Linked DNA regions of Mus musculus: regions 2, 3, 4 and 5 are each linked to region 1. The links are chromatin loops, found by intact Hi-C in ENCODE. Cell type or tissue: heart. All regions are shown on one strand.

Region 1 (5,000 bases):
ATATCTTGGAGATGGTGCTATCCTTTTGTGAAAGGTTCTGCGAAACTGAACTTCTGTATGCGAAGAAAAGAAACTAGACACCTATCTTCTACTGGGTATAATAGTCAGTGGAAAAATGGATCAAGACTTAAATGTGAGATGTGAAATTCCAGAAGACAATATAAGAAAAAACACTTAGACATTGGTTAGAACAAAGATTTGTATTGTTTTTTTGTTTTTTTTTTCAGTATGTGTAAGGAACGTGAATGAAAAAAGGGAACAAAAGGGAAGGACATGACTGCTCCTAGGTGTGGTGAAGGAGAATGTTTATTGTAGATAAAAGGGAGAGCACAGCCAGAGTTGGGGACAACTGGAAGAAGTCTGAGCTGACACTTGTGAGGAGAGGGGAAAAGGGAGAGGCAGGAGAGGAGATGGTAAACAAAAGGACCAGGTATGCAAAATGGCTGGATTATATGGGAAGGGCTGGAGACATTTAGAGTAGGAGGTGGGGTATGCCATCCGTACCCTGAAACAGCTAGGAACTGAGCAATGCAGAGGGAACCTGACAACCAGGTCCATGTTGGCTCTTTGTCATGGGTTTGAGATCTAACAACTTTTCCAAACAACCATGGCAACAAATAATCTAAATTAGAAGTGGGCCAATGACTTGAATAGCCATGTCTCAAGAAAGGATGCATACATGGCCAAAAAAGCATAAACAATACTGCCCGCCATCGCAAATCCCCAGGGAGTTAAAATAAAACCACAACAGGATATCAACATGAGAGAGATGAGAGATGGAAGAGAGGGACAGTGATAAGGATTCTTACAAAGGGAAAGTAAGGAAGCTGGGCAAGGATGCAGAGAAAGAGAAACTCGATCATGGTTAATGGAAGTTTAAGTTAGCGTAGACCTATGGAAAACACAATGGAAACTCCTTAACTAAACAGGTGATAGAACTACCATATGGTTCACTCATCCCACTGCTGGGCATACATCCAAAGAGAATGGAAAACACAGTCAAATGCTCTGTACTCTTATGTTTATTGAAGTAGCATTCCTTTGCAAAGATATTGTAATAGAGAAATGGCATTCTTCAGTAATAAAAATAATGAAATAATGGAATTTACAGAGATGTGGATGGGACGGGAGGACATTATGCCTGCCAAGTGAAGTAAGTTGTCAAAGAAAGGCAAATAGTGTATGTTCTGCTAGCTAGAAGCTAAAATGTTGGCATCAAAACTGGAAAGAATTGAATAATGATTGCCCAAGTTTGGGAAGTGTATTTGGAATCTTTAAATAGAAAGAAATGGATGTTTGAGTTAAAAAGATTAAAAAGGACTTACCTATTACCCGACTGGGGAAGGGGAAGTTCATCAGTTAGAATGTTTGACTAGCTGGATACCCAGCACCAGCCACATTAACTTGACATAGTAGTCATGATTGAAAGAGCAGTACTTAGAAGGAAGAAACAGGAGGACCAGATGAATGAAGTCATCTTTCGCTACACAGTGATTTTTGAGGCTAGCTCGGTATACCTGGAACTGGTTTTTAAACGCAGGGATGGGTCTCTGTTATTTCTGGGCCAGCAGGAGACCTACAGGTTCTCAGAATTTTTGAGTCCTCATCTATGCTGGCTTAGAGATGGTGGTGGTGAAATTTTGGTTCTTTGGCTTTGCTAAAAAAAAAAAAAAAAGCTGCATTCCTACAACGTGGTGATTTATTTTAAAGGGTTCCCATTGGTATGTTTACAAAGCACTGTTTGTGCAAAGCACGGGAAGCAGAAGATGAAAGAGAAGGTGGACTCAGTGGACTGGGTGTAACAGATGGGCGAAGGTGGATGGAATTCTCCACTGTGCAGGGAACTGAGCACAGCAGGCTGGTACTAAGCACCCCGCGGTTGCTAGAAGCTACGCAGGCGGCAGCCAGGGGCCCCTCCGGAAGAGGCGGGGCTCTGTGCTCGCGCACGAAGCCCTCTCCCGCGAACGCGCGGCGCGCCCCAGGCTCCGCAGCCGAGCGCCGAGCTTTCGATCCGTCACTCCCGCAGCCCTCGCTCGCGTCGCTCGTGGCTCCACCCGCCATTGTGTAAGTGCGCGGCTGCCGGCGCGGGCTGGCGGGGCGGGGGCGCGGGAAAGAGGGAGCGAGGGAGGCCGCCCCTCGCCGCCAGTCCCCGGATGGAAGCTGGGGCGTCTGGGTGAATAGAGGCAGTGGCCGGAGCTGGAGCCTGGAGCTCGCTTGAGATTCCAGGTTCTCCAGCCTCTGCCTGGGACTTTCCCCCGCCCACCGCTGCACCTTCCTGGCCTCCCGTAGTGCCGGGTCCAAAGTGCCTGCTGCGGGATGCTTACTCCTGTCGCAGAATTACGTTTGGGAAATAACTTGGGACTTATTTTGTTTTCCATACAGAATCCATTCCCCGCTATGGAGCATGCCTTTACCCCGTTGGAACCCCTGCTACCTACGGGTACCGTATTCTTTACCATGCTACAGTGTCAGCACGAGCCCCGCAGAGGGACCTCATTCCTACCCTGAAGGCCTTAACCGAAAACTCCATTTCCTTTTTCCTGTGCGCAAGTTAGCAACCACACCTGTGCCTCTGTTTCCCTGTTTGGAAAGTGAACATAAATATTTAGTCTTTGCCCTGTAGAACTTTTGTGAGGACTGAGCGAGTTGATACAGTTTGTATCCTCTACCTGATATTCCAAGAGTAAACAACCAACATGCCAAACACACATATCCAACCGTGGAACATTTGACACTGGGAACGTGAGGGATGTCCATAGCTGTCTGTCAGGGACGTTTCTAATCATCTTGAAAGTACCTGAACTTAGTACAAGATCAGTACATGGTTACATACAGTGTCTTGAAGTTTTAACCCTAAGGCTTTTAATTTTTATTATAAAACTTGGTGCTGGGGATTGAGTCCAGAGCCTTGAAAATGCTAGGTAAGATACACTTATCAGTAAACTGATTACCCAGCCCATAGGATTTTTATTTCTCAAACTTTGAAGTTATTGTACTTCACATGATGACATGTGGAATGAGTTTTATTAGTAGCATTTATTCTTATGTAATTTGACTACAGTGATAAATTGTAAGGCTAGTTAGTTGTATTTAATTTTCAAGTTACACTTTTTATCTATGGATGTTTGTGTAGGTACATGTGCGCATATGCATATGGGGGTCAGATGTCATTCTGGGGTGTCATTCCTCAGGTGCTGTCATCCACTTTGTTTCTGAGTTTCTCACTGACCTGGAAATAATTGATTAGGCTAGGCTGGCCAGCTGGCCAACTGGATAGGGACCCCAGGTATCTTTCTGGGGCTACCTCTCTAGATATAGGATTATACGCATTAGCTACTATGCCATGTCTCTGGTGTCTATGGTCCTGTGAACCACCTTGTATACCTCTAGTCTACTGTTGATTCTTTTTATCTTATATAAGTGAGGGAAATAGTGATAGATTGAGAATTAAAACAGGTTGTTTTATTAATGTGGTTATGAGGTTTCCGGTTTCTCACTGTAAACAGTTTTTCAGACATAAAGCATCACAACATCTTGCAAATTAAATTTCACAGTTTTTTAATTATCTAATAATGGCAGAACCAATAGCATTTCCAAAAATAAGCATTTGATCCTGGTGGGCTCGCTGTCCTTCAGATTACTTATTAAGAATGTTGGTTTCTGAAAAATCGTCAGTGTTTTCTGCCTTGAAAGTACAGAGAGGGCTAAGTGGTGTAAGATGATGTTGAAGAATTTGAATCTATGGGTTTTAATGTTAGTCCTGCTGCTTAGTGGTTCTCGGACCTTACACTTTTGTTTCTTCATCTGGAGAGCAGAGGTCTGTCCTGGGGCTATTGGTGCTATCAGTGAATTCATGTGAAGCAATTCGATTCAATAGCTAGGAGTTGTTAGATTCAATGGCAAAGTCTCAGAGCAAACAAAATGGCACTGGGAGTTCAGGGCCAGTTCTGAGATGGGAATAGTAATGTATAGGAATTGAAGTGCTTTGCCTTCGATTTTATAACCGGCTCAGTGGAGAAGCCTTGACTCTTTAATTTTGTGCACTTTTATGTCTACACTGGAGCAAGGCCTGTAACACTGTGGTGTAGATACCTGTGTCAGATACAAAATTGCCAAGCCAGGATCAGTGTTCCTTGGGTGGTTTTTCAGAATTTCTTCCTCTGTATTCCTATCTCACTTTTAACTTTGGCCTTGAAAACAGGGACCACAGGCATGTTTCTGCTGACTTTAGGTCCATGTAAGATGGAGTAAAATTGAATGGTAACTCTGAGACCAGCACAGTGCCTAGTCCCATTTTTATTGGAGGGCTTTTCTTTTTTTTTAATCAAGTAAATAAAGCCTTCCCCAAACCACTAATATTTTACTGTCGTCTTCTGGAAATAACTGTTAATACTTATTTCAGACAGAAAGGATATTTATTATACATTGTTTTGCAGATGACTAGTTTGGAACAGTGAGTTAAAATGTGTATGTATTTTAACTTTGATGTTTTATGAGATCCTTGTACATTTTTTTCTGAAAGAAAAATAGAAGTGTTTGTAAGTAAACAGACCATTCTACTTAGCTGGGGTCTCAGCTTAGTGGTAAAGTATGTGCCTTGCAGGTCTGTGCCTTATGCTTGTGCTCCATCCTCCTCACTAAAGGCAAACAGCTTTACACCTTCTTCTCAAGTGTGGGCTCAAATGTTTAAATACCTAAACTTAGAAACTAACACTTCCTCCTCTCTATCAAGTTCCGTTGACGTCTTTGTTGTGGATCATATAAACATCTTACTATTGTTTTCTCCTTCCCTTCATCCATCCCTTCATTTCTTCCTGTTTCGTCACTTCCATCTTGCTACACAGTGAATTCCTCAGAGCTTCTGGTCACCTCATCTCTTCCGGTTGTGATGACAGATGCCTATCACCACCACACCTGATGTGATGTGGTAGTGGGGATCCAATCTAGGGCTCATGGTAGGGTGCGAGTACTTTGTGCAACCTAGGGTGCGTGTTAGGAAA
Region 2 (5,000 bases), 390 kb after region 1:
AATGGGCTGAAACTTCAGATGACATAGCAGGCACAAGAACATATACTCATGAGAGAGGGCTCTGGGCTGGGGATTGAGTCAAGGTCACTGCAATGTCCACTAAGGGAATGGAGAGGGATCATTCTTACATTAGACTTTGGAAGGTGCGTTCCTGATAGGTCTGGTTGGTGACATAAGGCAGGTAGACACGGTGGAAGTCTGCGGCATGATTCAAGACAACATCACACACTTGGAAGGAGAAGATGTTGTTCTCAAAGTTTTCTTCTAGGTCTGAAAGGAACCTGTGTAATATTTAAACAGTCTCATGAGCTACTGGGTCCTCAGCCCAGCATCTGTCTGAGTCCTGTATATTCTGAGCCTGCAGCTAATTCCATGAATCACTAACTTCTCCTGACTCTCCTTAGCTCTGTGCCCTTGCTATGTAGTACCAACCAACCCCTAGGTTGATACTAGTTTATTTCTGATGGAAATTAAATAGAATTCTACTATTCTATTTCTTTTTCTTCTTTTTTTTTTTTATTCTATTCTGGTTTGCCAGTCTTCCAGTGGTTCTTATAGCTTGTGTTCACTGCGGTACAAACCCAGAACATAGATAAAATCTCAATCCAGGAAGCACTTCTCACTCATCTATATCAATAGACCTGTGACCTTCCATACCCTCCTCTTCTTAGTTTTTCCTATCCCCCTTTCTACCCCTGAAGGTCATGGAGGGAGCCCAGGCCCACTTTTATCCAGAGACTCTGACAAAGAGAAGGTTTCTAAGTGGGACAAAATCAGCTGCAATCTCAATGGCTAAGCACAGCAAGGTTGATAGAATGGAGTTTGGAAGAAGTCTCACGTGGTGCTGACATCTCGTACATCCTGCAAACGAGAGAAGAGCCACTGATGATCCTGGTTGGACAGGGTGCCCCGCAGCTGGGCTGAATGTTGGAAATGATCCACAGCTATGTTTAGACTGCGCAGGTAAGATGCTTCTGACACAATCAGCTCAAACTTGGCCTAGAAGATTGGACAAGAGGAAGATTAATGAATACTTTTATGAACTGTCTGGTAGATAAAAGTTGCTGAACAATGGTTTAGGGTTGATCACTGAATTAGCTATATCTTTTCATCAGTCATAGTAATGAAACTTAGTCTAGGAGGAACACAAGGAGTATTTGAGTATGCCAGAGTCAACTTAGGGGCCCAATAACGTGAACAGAGCCTTTATGTTTTCAAGAAACTTAAAGATACATTCATACCTATACACAAATAACTGTGATATCATAGTTATGTTAATTTACCATGCGATAGTAAACATTTTACCAACAAATAGACTGTGCTGGATCTCGTAATAAGGTGGTTAATATTTTAAACACGATGAAGTTTACTTTTAGAAAAGAAACAATTAAGTTGAGCACTTGTAGAGCTTTTATTTAAAAGAAAAGAAAAAACGAAAATAAAGCCGGAGGGACAAGTAGCAATGAGGCACGAGGCCTGGTGGATCATGTCAACCGCACAGCAGGATCTAAGCCTAAAGAGATGTGAAAATGTAAAAAGGTCAGGAATTAGCTGGGTTGCTTCTTGGTTCTGTTTTGTTTCGTTTCTTAGAATGAGAATACCTTTTAGCAATGTGTGGAAGAGGCCAGAAGACGTAAGAGCCCTGCTGGGAAATTGGGTAACATGTCTAGATGGGAGATGAAGGCCTATCACTCAGAGGCATGTGGAAAAATGCACCACTCTAGTCATCAAAGAGGACTTGGAAGGCGTTGCTTATTTGCTAGAAGTGGGGTGTAAAGAGGAGGAGCCAAAGCCACCACCCTGCTTTTGGTTAGGCAATAGGTTAGATGGTGGAATCATGGACTAAGCCAGAGAGGTCTGTGTCAGGGAGAGAGAGGAAGATGACAAGCTCAATTTTATGTCTGAGGAGAGATGGGAATAAAAAGAAACAGGATACATGAGAGAAGATGCTACAATTGTCACTTAAGAATGTGCATGAAGGCTCCAGCAGAGGGAGCAATAACTCATACACATGATGAGTGGACTCCTTTTCCCAGCATGGTCACTCAGACTACTTGGAAAACAGTAAGATAGGCATCCCTTGCTGATCACTGAAATAGCCAACCACAGCTGAACTTAATATACAAGCCCAAACTATGATACTGCAGGTTTATTCTCAACATAACCATCAAAGACCACATGGCTTAAAGTGGCTCATTTAACACTCAGAAACTCAGGGTTTTTGTTGTTATTGTTTTGTCTTTTTATATAGAGTGACCACCCCACCACCACAAAGACACTTCAGCAAACACAGTTTTCAATAGGAAGAGAGTCTGTGGAAGAACACTGCAGATTCCCAAGATGCTATTTTATGAAATGAATATGTAGCGTGAGGTGGTGATACTTAGGTGGCTCTTCTTGCAAAGTCAAGAGGGATCAAGGCTAGAATCAGGACCCTTGTGACTTCAGAGAGTTCATGTCATCTTCCCATTATTTGATCAATAAACACAGGACAGGTTAGTAATTTTCTAGACACTGGTATTTTAAAATTTCCAGTTAAATTATATAACTTATCCAAGATTATCCCATTAATTGAAGCCAGGCTTACATCATCTAAATTCAAATAGTCAATATTTTCTGACTGACTGTTCTGTAGTAACCATTTATCTTTCTTATTCTCCCAGTAACTCTGTGTATCTGTTTTACAAAGGGCTTAGAGACAGCAAGGTGACTTGGCCAAAGTCAAGAAACAGATAGTAACAAAGGCATCGTGTCTCCATCACTGTTATAGAACACAATGACTTAGATATTAAGTCTACCCCACTGTGCCCTATTTTCTCCCTGGGAAGGAATGTTCTACCTCCTCCTTCAGACAAATATAAAAGCAGAATCTGCCCAAGAAAAACTTACTAATGCTCACTGCTTAGAACCAGACAAGCAGTGTCTCCTGCAGTCCTAGTCCTGGGGATGATGACCAAGCGGGGATATAGTAAAGCCTAAGTGAGATCAAAGAACCAAAGGAAAACTTTTGGCTGTCCTCTTCAAAAGACCAGCAAAAATGAGTATATGGCTTGTGTGAAACACTTGTAGATGTGGAGAGGAGATTATCTCGATGAAGTTACTCTCACACCCCTCCCAACAGATTCCAAGGCAAGGTCACTCTGTATGAGTTCAAGCCAGTACAGGAAAGAGTAGACGGCACATGCACGAGTGAGGGAAGAAGGGAATATGCTGGATTCTCAGAGCACTTCACATTCTTCAGTGTGGCACTGAGCAGTCACTATGTATCCAGGTGAGCCTGGGGTGGGGAGAACCTGCTCTTGGTGGCAGAGGTGAGGAGGAGATAAAACATTAGCGAATCTGACTTTATTCCCCTTGCTTTCCCTTGCCCTGCCCTGGTGGTACCTCTTGCAGTTTTTGATCTTCATGGGTCATGGAGAGCAGCACTGTGCTATTGCGCACCACAGGGATTTCCTGCCAGAGGGAGCCACTGGAGGCCATAGAGAGGCGCTGTAGGTAGGAGTCTGAAGAGACCAGTGCCTTTCGACGATGCCGTGGGGAAGAGAGCCCATGTGGCTCGGCCAGGCTGTCCAGCCGCTGCTGGCTCTGAATCTCCTTGTTCAGAACAACATCACTGTACTCCTGATAAAGTAGCTGGGCTACGGGTGAAGATACATAGGAAAAGGAGAAAATCCTGAGAAAACGAAGTGAGTAGAAGCCCACCAACAGAAACTGGCATCTATGGCTGACCTCTGGCAACCATTTCTCTGAACACCACCATTCAATTGCTGGCAGTCATGAGTCCCTGTCCCATTTTAGACAGAAAGCACACACAAGCCTATAGATCTGCTTTAAAGTACTCACAGGAGATGAGCTTGGAGCAACGTCTTGAAAAGCCTCCCATCCCCTCCTTTGGTTTCTTCTCCCTGTGGAGTAGGCAGGATTTGAGGTTGCTTACTGACTGTGAGACAGCAGACCCTGAGTGACTTTAGATTTAAAATCCTCTAACCTTCCATATACATGCTGGGATGACAGGACTGAAGGAAAGTTGCTTCAGCCGTCCCCATCACGGGTCCTTCCATTCAACCCTTCTTCCTTATCTCATAGTCCAGGGAGATCTTAGGACTTAGGGAGAACTTAGAAATGCAGTGGGGCATCTCAAACAATAACTCTACTTTGTAACTCAGGGGTCTTTGGGATAGTATGTGAAGGAGACTGCTTTATAGCCATATGCCTTAGGAGGACAACAGGTGACTCTGACACAGCAGGCAGAACTGGGTAGGTACAAACACCTTCCTTCTCCGCAGTTGTGGTGCCTCTTTCTTCCTCTCCTTACTTTTTAGACATAAAAGCACCAGCAATTCTCGATTCCAGGATCTTTATCCACTGAATTCTTACTAGAGAAATCTTAGTGTCATAAATGAAGACAGTACAGTTGAATTACTGAAGAGTCAGGGCAACTCACCGGAAAACAACAGAATCTGAAGAGCCAGGAAGTCTTCCCGCAGCTGGATTTCGTAAATCTGAAAAGTGAAATGGGTGGCACAACAAGGACATTTAGAGTAGGTGAAAGGATAAGCAGGAGCCACAGCTGAGCAAAGGGAAGACAGTTCTATTGGAATCTGGAAGAGAAGACAATGATTCCAAAGGTATTCTAAAGCCCAGTACCTACTGTGTCCCTGGCGCTCATGTCAGGGTAGAAATTCCAGAAGATATATTAGCTATGCCCCCAGCCTTCATGCAAGACAGGAAATGCACAAAGTAAGGGTACTTTAAGATTTTCGAAAGATACAGCAAATGAAGGAGTCTGGCAATTTCAAGAAGAAGTGAGTTTCAGGGGAAGCAGAAGATGGAAAGGTAAGAAGGGTGGCGGAACATTCTGACAGGATCATGGTGGGTCATGACTTTCTGAGCTGATGTAGGTGATGCAGGTGAATGAAGCTGCAGAGAGAGCAATAGAGACCTCGCAGATGGAAGATGTACAATCAAAAGCTTTGTCTAACATAAATGGTTCTAGAGTC
Region 3 (5,000 bases), 400 kb after region 1:
CAGTTATGAAAATGCAGTATGTGATTTACTCTAATCTAGCTCTTAAATATAAAATGTATAAATGATACATAATGTGACCTTATTCTCTCAGCCACATGTTAAATAACCTATTTGCTCACTGAAACTTGCTCCTACCTGCCTCAGAAAACTATGTGACAAACCCTGTTATCTTTCCTCATCAGCATCTGTACTGTCTGGAACCCTCTCTCCAATATCATCATACCCTTAGAAGAAGGGTAGTGGCATGCCCCTTCAATCCCAGCAATCAGGAGGTGGAGCCAGCAAGATCTTTAAGTTTGGGGCTAGCCTAGTTTACTAAGTGAATTCTAGGTCTGTCAGAACTACAAAGAGAAACTCTGTTTCAAAAACCCAGGAAGAAGGAAAGAGAGAGAGAGAGAGAGAGAGAGAGAGAGAGAGAGAGAGAGAGAGAGAGAGAGAGAGATAAGGGAGGGAGGGAAGGAAGAAGGAAGGAAGGAGAAAAAGGGAAAGAAAGAAAGAAAGCCACTTAATTGTTTATACCCCAAAGTTAGCACATACTGTTAGTTCTTATATTTAATTCTAACTTAATAATCCTATGCAAACAGGCATGACCCAGCTAGAATATGGATAAAGCTAAAGGAAATCTGTAAAACATTCATATGAAGGCATTAGAACGGAATTTTTTTAAGCTACCTATTCCGTTAAGAGATGAAACATCCTCATATCCCTCTCATCTGGGATGACTAATCACTATTTATCTGCATACAGGGAGAGACAGGGCACAGCACCACAGGGAACTGGTTTCTCTCCAGACCAGAGACATTTCACATCTTCAAGACCCCATAGACAAAGCTCCAAGTGATCCCATTAACAGAACAGTGCAGAACACAGTAAGACCTCCACAGTCTCACAGAGACTCCACAACCAACACTTTAGCTCTTGTCCATTTCTAATTATCCAGGTGTAAAAGGATTTCAAAGATACCCTTCCTTACCTCTTGGGATTGCTTCTGCATTTACAATGGCATCTATACTTCTGCCTACAGTAAGAAAACAAATCTCCCACTTGGAATTTGGAGGAATCCAAAAGATACCCTCTTCATTTCATTTAGCTCATATAATCACCACATAGATATGTACTTTGATTTAGTGTTTGACATTACTACCCTCAATATTCCAGACACCGAAATAAGTATAGTATGACACCAGTGTTATAACTTGTCCAACCAATCCAGTAAAGAATGGAATAAGCACCTTTTTACCTATTGTCCAATGTCTTAGACAATATCATGGGTTGTCTTAGGGGCCAGGTGGTCTTATATAAGAGCACTCTTAAGTGAGGATGCTTATGCCCTTAGGCCTACCAGTGACTATGGGGCCATCCAGTCAAACAAGGTGTGACTTGTTTGTCATTGGCATACAAATGACATTGTGTACTTTACAGACACTCCAAGTGGCCAGCTTACTCTACACACATTGCAGGTACAGGGTCCTGTTTACAACACAGGCTAACACCTGTTTGTGTCTATACCATTCTCTACAACATTATCTCAGGAGATCGCACTTCTGTCCACACCAGGGTAAGTGACTATTCCAGACACCACAAATGACGTCTATCCCAAAGACAGGCAAGTCCATAACGTGACCACACACAACTTCAGACAAACCACATTATGGGCAGCCATACCCTCCAGGGAAAACAGATATATGAAAACTTTGGCTACATCTTCAATTTCTGTATTCTTTTGAAAAGAGGTACCCCTTCACATTCCTTCTGACTTGTCCCTCCCAATGCTTACATCTCTCTTTTACCACAAACTTAGAATTTAGAAGCTGTCTGTCCTCTACTCAGCCTCCCCCTTGTCCCCTCCAAGTCCTTTTAAGGTCCATGGGTTCTGTCTTAGACCCGAGGACTGGTTAACAAATGATGACTGTTTTGATAGAGCCAGAAGCTTGCATACCCCAGGTGTAGATAAAGCAGGAAGTGTGGGAAGAGGCCACACTGGGGGCTGTTTCTCTGGGACTTGGTGCTTTTGAAGTAAAGCTGAGAGCACAGTGGGAGAGCAAGGGAGGAAGGAAGCTGAAAGGAAAACCACCCTCTCAACTCTCCAGTTTGGTGTGCCCTTCCCCCTCAGTCTGACACAGCGCTGGCCAGAGTTCACTGCTAGGCCGACAGGAGGACAAGATTGTCCAGAGAACCCAAGATCCAGGAAAGGGGGAGGGGAAGAAGACTTGAAAACTGAGGCTCTAGGGCTAGCTCTCCCGGATCAGTTCTGGAAAAAGGCATTTATAGAAGATGCCCCAAACTAGGGCTCTGAAAATGGGCTACCGCACCGCGATATTCCGAATAGCTCTCTTACACGTTCCTTAGAACCTTGTGCCGAGGCCAACAAGAAACTCCCTATACACAGGTAAATGGGGGAGAGGGAACTCAGGGCAAGGATCCCTGATTCAGATTTCAGAGCCTTAGTTAACAGCGGAGAGAGAGGTGTGTACATAGATTCACACATACGTAGGCATGTAAATGCCGCGAAGATAACGAAGCAAGGCCCAGGCCTGGTTACAAAAGAAAAAAAAAAGACACTTCCAGGTAAGGAACCGTCTAGAAACTGAATCTCAAGAATTCTTTATCATAGGAGTTAGCTTTCCCCAGGGCCCCGACTTTCCGGGTGGAAAAAAGTTCTGATTATTGGCCCGGGAACATTGCGGGGCAGGGTGCCCATTTCCAAGGCTCAGACCTGGTTGGAAAGCAAAGTTTGCCAGGAGGCCATTCCTTCCAGCTCCCTTCCCGGTCCCGACCAGGTACTCAGCCCCTCACTCGGAGCCCGGCCCACTGGCCCAGCCCCCCATTTCCGGAGTCTGCGCCCCGGGACCTGGCCGGGACTGGTCCCGGGGGAGGCCTAGTTCTCTCTTCTTTCCCGCCCCTGCCTTACCTCCACCCGGCTCCACGACCACCCAGAGTCCGGGGCTCAGAAGAGAAGAGAGCACCCACCTGGTCGGAGTCACATGCTGCCCCGGGCTGGCCCGAGAGTCCCCTCCAGGTCCGGGCGCCCGCCGCGGTCCCCAGCCAGGCCAGGCCGCCCCGGCGCCCCACCCGCGGCCCGCCCCTGCCGCCGGACGGGAGGGAGGGACCGGCTTCTCCCAAGGAAGTTTCAGGTGAGGAAACAGGGACACACCTTCCCGGGGGAGGGGCAGCTCCGGGCAGAGCTGGGAAGAGCGAGCTCCGCGGGATTGAGCTCTACCCACAGCACCGGCAGGCCGTGGCCGTCCAGGGGCAGAACCCAGGCAGGAGTCACCAAGGAGCCGCAGGAGAGAACTGGGCACGGGACTCGCCGGTGTCCGGCGTGGCCCTAGACTCCCCTGCGTGTCTCTTCCTCCGTGGGTCCTCGTCAGGTCTCCAACTGAGGCTCATCCGGACCCGGCTGACTTTCTGCCCCTCGATGTTTCCGAACATCTGAGATTTGGGATTGTCAGCGTGTTTCTTTACTTGGTGTTTGCCATAAGATAAAGGGTTCTTGCACAAGTTCTTCTGTTCCTGTCTGTATGCTTCTCTATCTCTTGTCTCTCCCTCTCTACCCCCCTCTCTCCTTCCCATGTTCCTCTCTCTCTTCACTGGGTGCATGTGAAACATTCTTATGTCTTTTCTGTAGATAGCCTCTGTTTGCCACCATGTTCCAGAGTTCATTTTAAGATCTTATGTCTCAGTTTGTATGACCCTCCTCTGTTCTTTCCAGTATTCGGAGAGAGAATACACACACACACACACACACACACACACACACACACACACACACCTTTACCTAATGACAGGAACTTTGGATGTTCTGTCCACAGGCTCCCTCCCCAAACCCATTCCTGGCTCTGGGGGGTACCATAATGACTTTTTCCCCAGGAGAATTAACAGGCTCTTTGGCTGTTTTTCTTTTAGGAATGCTGTGGCCCACAACTGCAATCAGCTTTTGTGGGTAGACTGTCCCCTGATCCCTGTGTCCACCGCTGCTGCACTGGCCCTGGCAGAAGAGGCTAAGCAGTTGTTTGGAAGGCCCTGCAGAATCAAACATGACCAAGGGAGAAAGGCCTCCTCTCTGATAGTCCCGAAGCAATGCAGTGTTCAAAAAATGCCCTAGTTCCGTCATGCTCTTTTGGAGGATTAAACTTTAAAGAGTTTAGCTAGCTTAGACACACTCATAATTGCAGTGAAGTATACAGGAAATAATAAGAAATGCCAAGTCTAGGATTCGGCCATATAAGGGCAGGCCAGCATGCTTCATAAACCCAGCAAGGGCATAGAACAAGGAGTGAAGAGAATCTGAAAATTAAAGCTGGTCAAAAAGTTCCTTCTAGACTGGGAGAGAAACCCTAAGGACTCAGAAAGTCCTGATCTCTAGTGGGTGAACACATTTTGTTAACCTCTGCTGCAGAAGTTGCTGGTGTCTGTCAGCACTCCTGCTTGGGCACAGCTAGTGTGGACAGGGAGCTGGGCATTCTCATTGCTGCCCTTGGCTCTCCTCAGTGAAAGCTCACTTTCCCTTTTCTCTTCATCTGGCTCTCACAGCCTGACCTCCTGGTGTGTGCTGATTCTGAGCTGGCAACATTGTTGCTCTTTAAGTCTCTATCCTCTTTGCTCTGATCTCCAGCTCTTTTCACTAGTTAAACAGGGAAATAAATGTTCGCCAGGTAGTAAGATGTAGAAAAGTTGAAGTGATTTCTTAGGCAGTTTGCTTCTTCTTGACCCTGCCCCTATCTTCGGGGTATTCATGAATATTCAATATATAAGACTACTCTAGCTCTCCTCACCATGCAGACTGAGTTTCATTATTTATCTTTTTTTTTTTTTTTTTAACATTACTTGGTGCCTGGACTTTGGAGTTAGGGTTGTCATCCAGTTCTGAAATAAAGAGACTTTATTTGGGATCATATGTCCTCTAAAACGCTTAGATATGAGAGAGAATGAGTGGTGGGAAGAGGGCGGAATGTAAAGTCAGACGCTTGTAGACTTGAATACTTGAATTTTACCTCTGT
Region 4 (5,000 bases), 270 kb after region 1:
GTCTAGAATATTAGGCCTTAATCTCTGTTTCCAAGAAGGTAACAAGGCAAGTCTAGGCCTCAGAAGCTGGCCTGAGGAAAATTCAATGGGTTAGCAGCAGTTTCCATACTTCCCCAGCAACAGTTTCCAGCTCCCATGTCCCAGCAATAGTTCTGGAATGTCTCTAGAGATAGAGCCAACAGATTAAAAGAGAGGTCACCTACCCTGCCCTGGAATTCCCCTAATGTGATTTAAATTGGGCCTTCGAGTTCACTCTGTCACTTCCATGTTGGAAGATGGTAGACCCCAGCATGCTAAGACTTTTACAGAATAAAACGTTCTTTGCTTTTGCATACTATTTGAATCCTGGCTATCATTCTTCATCAAATCATGGACCCCCTACACTATTTTGTGGATTTAGTCAATTATCATCAGGGCAAAAGCATGACAGAGTGCAGGCTGGAGAAAGAGCTGAGAGTTCTTGATCCAACAGCAACAGGAGACTGTGTACCTCACTGGGTATAACTTGAGCATAGGAGTCCTTTAATCCTCAGCCCATTTCCTCCAAGGGGCTACACTTACTTCATAAGGCCACACCTCCTACTAGAGCCACTCCCTTTAGCCACACATCCAAACACATGAGTCTATGTGAGCCTTTACTATTCAAACCACAACACCCTCACCCCAGAACTGCTGGCTATGGATTCAAGGGCTATTGAATCAAAAGAGTTGATTGGAAATGGCTTAATTGAAATATGGCAAGGAAGATGCTATAGTCAGAGTGTTGAATGGTTCAATGTCCCCATCTGCAGACATTGTTAAGATGTGCACTCAAACCTGAGACACAGAGAAAAGTAACAGCATTGTACTGACAACTTGTTTGTGAGTGTTCTTATTCATGTTGTTATATGCTGGATTTTTTTAGAGCTCTGAGTCCCTGTTGGCTTCTTTTTGGCATCTCAACATCCAGGTAATTGAAAAGTAAAATCTCTGCAGTCAGCTTGAGGTATTAAGGGTCAGAATTGATACATTACAGCCTTCTTGTCCTTCTGTCCAAAGTTCCACTCTGCTTTCTCCTCATCTTGACATCTCCCTGCTTCTGGATGGGAAGCATCTGCCTTGAATTGTCCTCCACTCTTGATTCCTGCACTGTGCTTCTTGGGCCACATGGGCCTTGAGCATGAGAGGCTTCTTGAAGCAATGAGCTCTAAGGAGAGGATAGCAAGAGGGCATCTCATCTCTTCCCCGTCAGCTTTTTCACCTAAGTGGCTCAGACAAAGGTCAAGAGAAATTAACTGTCTCCCATGGTCTGGGTGACTGTCAGCTACAAAAGTTCAGCAGAGCATCTTGTTCAGAGCAGAGCACAAATAGAGGGCAAGGACTGTAGGGCTTGTTTCCTTTTAGCAGTGCACCTGTGCCAAGAATGCCCTTCATTGAATAACCTTTGCCTTGATGGTCATAATGAGTAACTGTTAGTCTTGCCCCAAACTGTTTATAAATGGTTTACCTACAAAGAATAATGACTACTTAGCCTTCACATATTTTGTTGACTTGAGATTTGCTAGAAAAATAAAAAGTCAAGAATTGGGGGAAAGGTACACACTGGTTCTGTGGATCCACTTGTACTATTTTTTTCTTCTTCTTATGTCGCCATTAGTGACATCTGCAAAAATGCTAAACAGTCATCAATACAAGATGACATAAAAATATGGGTTTTGAGACTAGAAGTATTGTTGACCTTTGTATTTCCTCAGTGCTTGGGCCAGCGTGCACGTCTCATCCTACCTTGGCATCCAAGCCTGGTGTAAAACAGCTCTATCTTCACCCCTTGTCTGTCACCTTCAGCACACATGAAACTTGCCTCCCTGTAGAGTGTTGCTTAACTTCCTGGGCCAGACAGTGCAATTTAAATGCCAGAAAAAATGTTCATTTGGTACTGTGAGTTCAAGTACTCACAGTAATGCTTCATTATCTTTCATTCTATCAATGAAACTTTTTTCTGACCTTGGAAACTAGCATCGGACTACACTGAACAACACACTGAAAGCTATACCACAGAATAAATAGAATCATTTTAGCAGCCCAGCCTTTGTGGGACATAATCCATTCTAAGGAAATGTTTAATTACATTGCAGACTGGAGTTGTGGCCTGCAGTTGTAAATGAGAGCTGCTGCTGCTCTCAGAACAGACATGGGTTTCATAGAGTACAGAATGATGCTTAACTAAGCTAGACAGTGAAGGCAAGACTTAGGAGCAGGGGATCATTGCTGGACCTGTAGTGCCATCTACAGAATACACTGAATAATGTCGACACCAGCTCTCGTGCTCTTCAAGTAGCATTTCTCCAAAGAATTGAGATGTGTACATGGTTAGAGTTCCTGTGCATGCAGTAATACCTTGTTACTTAGTTTTATATGTGTATATATGTATACATCTATGTATGTATATATGCTTATAAATGTTGTGTTTCCATATTTAAATGTCTAAAACGACTCCTAAGGAAATGAGTATTGCGTTATATTTTATTCTGTATTAATTTGATTGCCTACTTTTCCAAGACTTTTCTTTGATAACCCTTTTGAGGCATAGTATTTGACTTCCTGGTTACTTCAAATAAAGTCAGACTGTGACCCAGTCTATTACTGTGCTCTCCCCTTTTAGAGTAACTTCACAGTTCTTAAAAAGAACCCTTATCACTTACAACTCCAACAATTCAGAACTCATTCTATCATGTATATTTAATGTTCTTCTATGTTAATGAGTTTCTCTGACGACTTGGAGAGAAAAGTACCTCAGAGCAAGAAACTGTTAAACGCAATGGATGAATGTTTTTGAATAAAGCTAGTTGTACAGATGATGCAATCTTATGGATTAAGTGCTGAGCTAGCATGGTGGCTTGAGCAGGTGGCAACCGGGTTGTCATTCACATTCTTGTTCCTCATCCTCCTCCATCTCTCTTTGGTAAACTCTTTTACTTATTCATCATATCCGCATATTATACAATGGGAATTCTGCTTTTGGGCTGTACAAAGGATGCTAATTCCCTGACCCACCTCCAGAGAGCTTAGCATCTAGTAGAGGAGCTGGGACCAGTTTATAACAGTGCAGACGACTTTATGCACAGAATAAAGTGATAAATGAGGTGATGGAGAAGAAGCGCTGAAGTCATCAACTGAAAAGAAAGCCTTGCCTCATTTGTTTCTTAGAGTGCAAAGGCTAGAGAAATATTTTGCATTACTAAGCCTTCATTACTTTTCCAAAATATCTTGCAGCATGCTTAATAATGTATTAGGAAATCCTCATAAATAAGTAACTTAGATGTCACATTCACAAATGTGTGAAAAAGAACAGTTTTTAATTTTTTCAGCATACTTCATTTTGCATATTACCTCCAAGAGTTATATATGTATACATATATATATATACATATATATATAGTTATATATATATAGTTATATAGTTATATACATATATAGTTAGATGTATTTATAGAATTGATATTTCATAAATCTCATTATTCCTTTAGATATAATACTTAACTGTAGTTGAAAGTATTAACCCATATCCATTGCTGTAAAATATCTTTAAATGGAGTCTAGTTTCATAATATATCTATGGTAAATGCATTTGACAACCTATAAATATAATGTTTACAAAAACAATTTTAAATTATACAATCTCAAATTCTAATCATGTTAGACCTTGCACATAGACATTGGAGTTCTTTGCAAATGGCCTGTTTATTAATGGTTATTGTGTGAGTTTCCAACCATGTAAGAAAATCCACTTGGCAAACGTTCAAACCATCAGGATTAATTTTCCTTTCAAACAAGGAACATTTTGAAATCCAAGTCAAGAAATATGTTTCTGTGGTGCTTGTTGGATAAGCAGTCACAATGTTTGTGTGTGTGTTTCATATGAAGAGCGTGAAAGTCCTGTGGGAAAAGAAAGGTTCTTTATATAAGTGAGGAGGAAGACCAATATATTCAAGGAAATTCCCAGCCTGAAGTATGTATATAGGAAATCACCATGGTTTGAGAGGACTTCATGGTTTAGATTTGAGTTGAGCAGGACCATATCAATAGTTGAATACAAGAAAGGGGAAGTGAGGGTCCCTGCCAGGGTATGTCAGAAATAAACATGTGAGCTCATTGCAGTCCACCTTCACCTTTTCCTTGAAACATCTTGGAACCTAATTACTACACTATCAGGTTAAGGACAACCCTAGCAGGCATCCAAGCAATGGCCATCTTGGTGCTATTTCTATGTGACAATCCTTAGGAGTGCAGAAGTTTCAGCATAGGGAAGACCAGGTCCAAGTGTAGGACCGAACAAGCTAGCAAATAGAAAACTGCAAATAGCATTTTGCAGTCTTTTCCAAGTTTGCAGTTGCTTGAGGATTTTGTCTACAGAGATACAAACTGCAACCATTTATTTTACCTGAAGTACAAAAGAAATGTATTTGTTCCAGTATAACCTGGCAGCTAGTCACCCCCCTATTCCATAGAATAGAAAGCAAATGAGCAGGTTAAATACTTAGTGGGAGGTAAACAGAAATCAAACCAGTGTGGCCAGTGAGGTGTGAAGCTTCATGTGCGTGCACATGTGTACATATGCATATCTGTGAATGGGCATGCATCAGGCACTCCCAAATTGTAGCAAAATGGGAGGTTTTTAGCCTCCTGTTGGTAATGTTATAATCCTCAATAAGTGACAGTTATAAATGAATGTGTATGAGGTTTGAGAGCTGCATTAATTTGTGGGTATAATAAAAAGTCATTTGTATTCTGTTTAATGCTATGTCCAGAGTTCTAGTAATAGGTTCTCCCTAGAGCCTGTGTCCTATTGAGCCACAAGTCTGTGGCCCCCAAAACTGTACCTGGTATGAGTTCCATCTCTCAAAACTCAAAGAAACTTCTTTTTCCAACAAATAGCTACTAACACAGAGATGCACAGCTGGTCAAGATGCAAAGAATAGGAGAGTGTGGTGTGTTCAGTTCTAAATGGGAAATCTATTACA
Region 5 (5,000 bases), 120 kb after region 1:
CTCAGGGCCCCATCCCCATTTTACCTTGATTTAGAGTTGTAAGGACTAATGCCCTTTACTAGATTATAAATTTCTAGTGATCTATTGCTTCCTAACTTTGCATAATGCTTTTTAATTATTTACTCTCTCATTTTATCTTGTGAAGATGTGCCTTATACCCTTCACTGGGTGGTGAACTGCTCGATTTTGGTAATCACACTTAATCATCTTTGCATGCCTCTAATATCTAGTGCACTAATGAGCATCTGAAAACTTATTGAATTAATGCTCTTTCATTGATATCTCAACAGAGATGGCACTGAGACTGAGCTTTTTTTTTTTTTAGCAAGGGATTTCTCACTTGTAAAATCAGATTTTAAGTATGTTAATGCTGAAGAAATATTTCATAATTGCATATATTATTTTTGTACTATCATAATTATATGCAGTATAATGTTTTGTATCTAAAAATAATATTTATTTTTGCTTAAAATTACTTAGCTTGTGTTTCCTTTATGACAGACTGCTACATTATTTTGTATACTAATTTCTATCAAATATTTCTTATTCTGAGCAAGGTACTTAGATTTGAATTCATTAATAGTTTGAGAACAGCATATAGTATGTACATCAGTGCTAAGTGTGAAATGTGTGTGTGTCTGTGTGTCTGTGTGTCTGTGTGTGTGTGTATGTGTTATTCATGACTGGGATTTAGAGATTTTTCAGGCTAATTTGCAGAACAGTCTTAAGAAACAGCTATGACTTGATGGTGTTCTGTTTAAGGATATTTGAGATGGTGAGGGTTGTTTTCATCTTTTGTTCTGAGTAAATGATGCATACAGAAATCTAAATAGGAAGTCTTAGAGGTTAATTTTATGTAAACATTATTTTAGGTTGCTGAAATGCATAGGAAGGATTGCTGTAATTTACAAGACAGGCATCTCAGAGATGCTGCTGCATTCATACAAAGGTTCTCTGCTGAGTACACTTGCTCAGTGATAGGACTGAGGGGAAGTATGTTTAGTAAGAATAACAGAACACATCTTGCCTTAATTTTCTCACTGTGAAGATTTCAGAGCAGAGGCTATAACTCAGTGGTGAGGTGAGGTGATTCTCTAGAATGCAGAAGACGTAGCCCTGGACAAAGTTCCCTTTTCAAACTTATAGTTTTTTCTGTGCTTGCAAGTCCTCTATCAGCGGATTGGCCACACTTCCCAGAGGATGACTGTTATGACCCTAATTATCCCTATTAAACTCTGTTCCATGTAAACCAGGATGAAAATCCAATTGAAATAACCTGGGCCTGGGAGAGAGCTTAATCAGTATGGAAGGCCTAAGTTCAGGTCTCTAGTACCCACATGACAACCTGAGGTAGAGCCCTAGATTCCACATGGTAGCAAAAGAGAGCTAACTCCTGCAAGTTGTCCTTTACCCTGTGTGTGCACACCATGGCATGTCCCCCAGTATTCCAAACAAACAAACAAATGCCCCCTCCCCCAATCAAATATTTGTGCATTTGCTCATATTCGTGTGTATCAGTAATGTATTTGCTGTTCTTTGCTGGTGTGTAATCTTCTAATGACTGGGGCATTATGTATTTGTGTATCTATTCAACACAATTATCGCATCCTTTCTGACTTATTTTTCTGAACTTGACACAAGCTCGGGTGGCACAGGCATGTATACTAGAAATGCTGAGAGTCACTAAACCAGCAGAGCTGTCTGACATAGTTAGTTCCAGCAAAGCTGAACGCAGTCACTGTCATTCCTATCTCCTACTTTTGTGTTTTGGTCTCTGTGTCTTCCATTCTTGGGGACTTTCTGCATTGTGATTAATTTTATGTCCTTTTCTGAGAAAATTATGTCTGAGTCTTTTTAGAAAAATAGTCAAATTAACTTTTTTCCAGCCCTAGCTGGAAGTCTTCCTTATGCCCTGGAGATCATTAAGCACAGATAAGTACATAGTAGATGAAGCCATTACTCCAGGGCATCTTCTTGGGGAATCTGCTCTTGAGCAAACTCAATCAGTGTATTTGGTGCAGGGTAAGCAGAGACAATTGACAAACTGACTCACCAGGAGGACAGGTTACAGATTCAAGGCCCTTCCTTTACAATAAGCTTAGAGCTCTCTGAAGATAGGGGTCATACATGATACCCTCCTGGAGGAATAAAACTCAGTAAATAAGACAGATTGACTAAAACTTCCCCTACTTTATAGCCTGTAATGAAAAATCAAACACATAATCTGTACTTCTTGGATAACTGTTAGTCTATTTCTGTTGTGTGAAACCTGTGTAGATAAAGAAGCAATCTGGTTGCTGGTCAGTTCAAGCTGCATGATTCCCTAAACCACTGCCTGACTCCCTCCCCTCACTGACTCCTTATCTCTTCTGTGGGCCTTGTCAGCAAACAAGAACCAGGGAAGACCCCCTTCACTAGGGTCACATGAAAAGAGGGAACTTTAGGTGCAAAAATACCTCCATAAAATTGGCCTGTAGGCAAAACTGTTGTGATATTTTCTTGATTTAAGAATGCACCGTTGTGGTCTGTGCTACCCATGGGCAGGTGGTCCTGAGCTGTAGAAGACAGCAGGGTGCACAAGCCATAGAGAGCAAGTCAGTAAGCAGCACTCTTCTGTGGCCTATGCATCATTTCTTGTCTCCAGAGTTCTCGTCCTTCTTGAGGTCCTACCTTGGTTTCCCTCTCTTATACATGGTGATCCAGACATGTTGGCCAAATCACCTCTTTCCTCCCTGAGCTGCTTTCTGTGATGGTGTTCACAACAGCAACAAAAACCAAACTGCAAACCACCCTCTTCCTGCATTTACCTTTTTTGTTTGTTTGTTTGTTTGTTTGTTTGTTTGTTTCAAGACAGGGTTTCTCTGTGTAGCCGTGGCTGTCCTGGAACTCACTCTGTAGACAAGGCTGGCCTCAACCTCAGAAATCCACCTGCCTGTGCCTCCCAAGTGCTGGGATTAAAGGCGTGTGCCACCACTGCCTGGCCTGCATTTACCTTTTAGTTGCATCTGCCACTGCTTCTCAAGGACTGCCTCTGGATGGATGTTCCTTAGTTATACAAATTAGAACTGATGAAAATTCTGGAAGGTGTCAATAATGAGGGTTATAGAACTAATGGAAAAGACTCATAAATGGCCTACATTTTCTGCATCAGTAAAAAAATTACAAATGCTAGGTCAGTCTTATTAGATGCTTTTATCAGACAAGACTATATATATACACACACACACCTACATATACATATGTATGTGTATATGTAGGTGTGTGTGTGTGTGAGGAGTAAATTGGTGTTAAGAATTTGAGCATAAATTTGAAGTCAATAACCTCCACTATATAAAATAGTTAATTCCACCTCCCTGTGACAACTTGCCTTAAAGATGGGATTTGTTTTCACTATTTTCAAGTACTTCAGGCACAGATAGGAAATACAGCTTTCACTGTGCTTTAATGTACATGGGAAGGAGACCTGCACAAGCCTTCCTTTGGGAAGAGGAAGTACTTGGTTCTGCTTAATTTGTACAATGCACCCTGATCAGTGATTAGTCATGTGCTACTGTAAGTTTCTATTTAAAAAGTATTTATACAGTCAAATCACTGAGCTTTGTAAGCAGGCCAATACTATTGGAACTTTGAATCAAAAAGACGGATGGGAGAAATGACTAGCACATTTAAAAGAGTATTTACTCTAGAAATCTTGGTATTAAAGAACCTTACACAACAGACTGGGAGGGTATATTTATCTTGAATTATTGGGTAGATTACCTTAGTAATATACTTGAGTTGGTTGGATATCAAATGGCATAAATCACAGATCTCAGAGTTATCGTGTATGGCTTTGAATCATTTGGGGGTACAAGAAGAAGGCCAGATGTGTATGCAAAGGGCTGAGTTTGTCAGGTCATTTCTGAGCTTGGAATAAATTCTTCGAGTGAGATCACTTTTAGCAGCTGCAGGAAGTCAGTTTACAGCTAAATTTAATCAGAGGCATTGTTCTTTATGGCTATTCTATTTCATAAAGAATGTTCCTGACAGAACCTTTTTCCCTTCCTGCTCTGTGGATGGAATTCTCAGAAATAAATTACCTTCTGTTGATTGTTCAAAAAAATCTGGCATCATTTGTCAAAAGTTTGGAGTAACATATGGCTCTTTTAATTTTATTTCTTGAAAAAATAGTGATTGGGAACAATTACAAATTACCATTTTGGGTTTTTTCTTTAGTTTTAAAGAAATGATTTTGTTCTTTTTAATGATGTATATTTAACTGCAGGTGCATATGTACATATAAGTACAGATAGGTACCCAAGGAGGCCAGAGGCATCAGATCTTCAATAGCTGGAGGTATAGATGGTCATGCGTCACTTAACAATGATCCTAGGAATTGATCCTGCAATCAATTCTGGGTCCTCTGGAAGATCAACAATTAATATTAACTGTTGAGTCTTTTCCAATTTTTTTAAGGGAGTCATAAGATAGTCTCTGTCTGTCCCTTTATACACACTTACACAAATCACTTATGTATGTGGTTGCAAACAGTCATTTATATACTTCTGTTGTGGTTTTCAATTTACTAAAGTTGGAGGTTTATATTAATGGACAGAGATCCAGAAAAATAACCCTAATTCTAGGGTCAGTGTTTGGATTGTTTGGCAACATATCACCATAGGCCATGACATTTGAGTTGATGGCTATGTTGCAACCAAAGCAGCAATGTCTCCTATTGCTAGAAAACAGAAGATTGATGGTGGAATTCATTTTACTCCAGAGTTCATTATAAATTTTGTGGCAAAACATCCAAATTGCACTTACAGTAATGTAAACCTTGAGATAGCCCTGCACTCCAGGGTAGCGATCTCTGAAGCTTTTAGCTGTTCTCCTTATGAACTTGAGTTTTGCCTCTTCCTTTATTCAACAAGCATATAGTATAAACTTTTGTTCATAACTAAGCTTCAGTATGTATCTTACCAGAAACTTTTACTCATAACTCCCTATTTCAACAGATCTAA

The links. Hi-C counts contacts between places; a loop is a spot of excess contacts. Peaks named below come from ENCODE experiments on the same cell type or tissue, not always from the same donor. Only the 100,000 strongest peaks of a DNase experiment are listed, where the experiment ranks them.
Region 2: it touches region 1 in a loop (2.1-fold over the local background); 5 of 42 quality-filtered maps call a loop at or near these places.
Region 3: it touches region 1 in a loop (2.6-fold over the local background); 7 of 42 quality-filtered maps call a loop at or near these places.
Region 4: it touches region 1 in a loop (9-fold over the local background); 11 of 42 quality-filtered maps call a loop at or near these places.
Region 5: it touches region 1 in a loop (2.1-fold over the local background); 2 of 42 quality-filtered maps call a loop at or near these places.

What each region holds. Positions count from the first base shown.
Region 1 is chr6:43,663,200-43,668,199 of GRCm38, reverse strand. It overlaps Tpk1 (thiamine pyrophosphokinase), which reads left to right and starts at 1,922. Exons shown (of 9, transcript NM_013861.4): 1 at 1,922-2,064; 2 at 2,383-2,440. The coding sequence starts at 2,398. In heart, a CTCF peak has its summit at 1,884; a DNase peak (open chromatin) is centred at 1,989; H3K4me3 peaks cover 1,512 bases; H3K27ac peaks cover 1,520 bases.
Region 2 is chr6:43,275,442-43,280,441 of GRCm38, reverse strand. Arhgef5 (Rho guanine nucleotide exchange factor (GEF) 5) reads right to left here. Exons shown (of 15, transcript NM_133674.1): 3 at 4,445-4,502; 4 at 3,844-3,905; 5 at 3,385-3,638; 6 at 839-999; 7 at 129-281. Among named protein-coding and RNA genes, the nearest start is that of Arhgef5, 12 kb to the right of the region's middle. In heart, a CTCF peak has its summit at 1,980 (motif pointing right); no DNase peak of the experiment used is centred here.
Region 3 is chr6:43,263,714-43,268,713 of GRCm38, reverse strand. It overlaps Arhgef5 (Rho guanine nucleotide exchange factor (GEF) 5), which reads right to left and starts at 3,070. Exons shown (of 15, transcript NM_133674.1): 1 at 2,971-3,070. In heart, a CTCF peak has its summit at 2,156; DNase peaks (open chromatin) are centred at 2,083 and 3,153; H3K4me3 peaks cover 2,374 bases; H3K27ac peaks cover 1,695 bases.
Region 4 is chr6:43,392,989-43,397,988 of GRCm38, reverse strand. The region is part of intron 8 of Tpk1 (thiamine pyrophosphokinase); the gene reads left to right. Among named protein-coding and RNA genes, the nearest start is that of Gm35113, 15 kb to the right of the region's middle. In heart, a CTCF peak has its summit at 2,272 (motif pointing left); no DNase peak of the experiment used is centred here.
Region 5 is chr6:43,545,221-43,550,220 of GRCm38, reverse strand. All of the region lies in intron 4 of Tpk1 (thiamine pyrophosphokinase), which reads left to right. Among named protein-coding and RNA genes, the nearest start is that of 9430018G01Rik, 110 kb to the right of the region's middle. In heart, no CTCF peak of the experiment used is centred here; no DNase peak of the experiment used is centred here.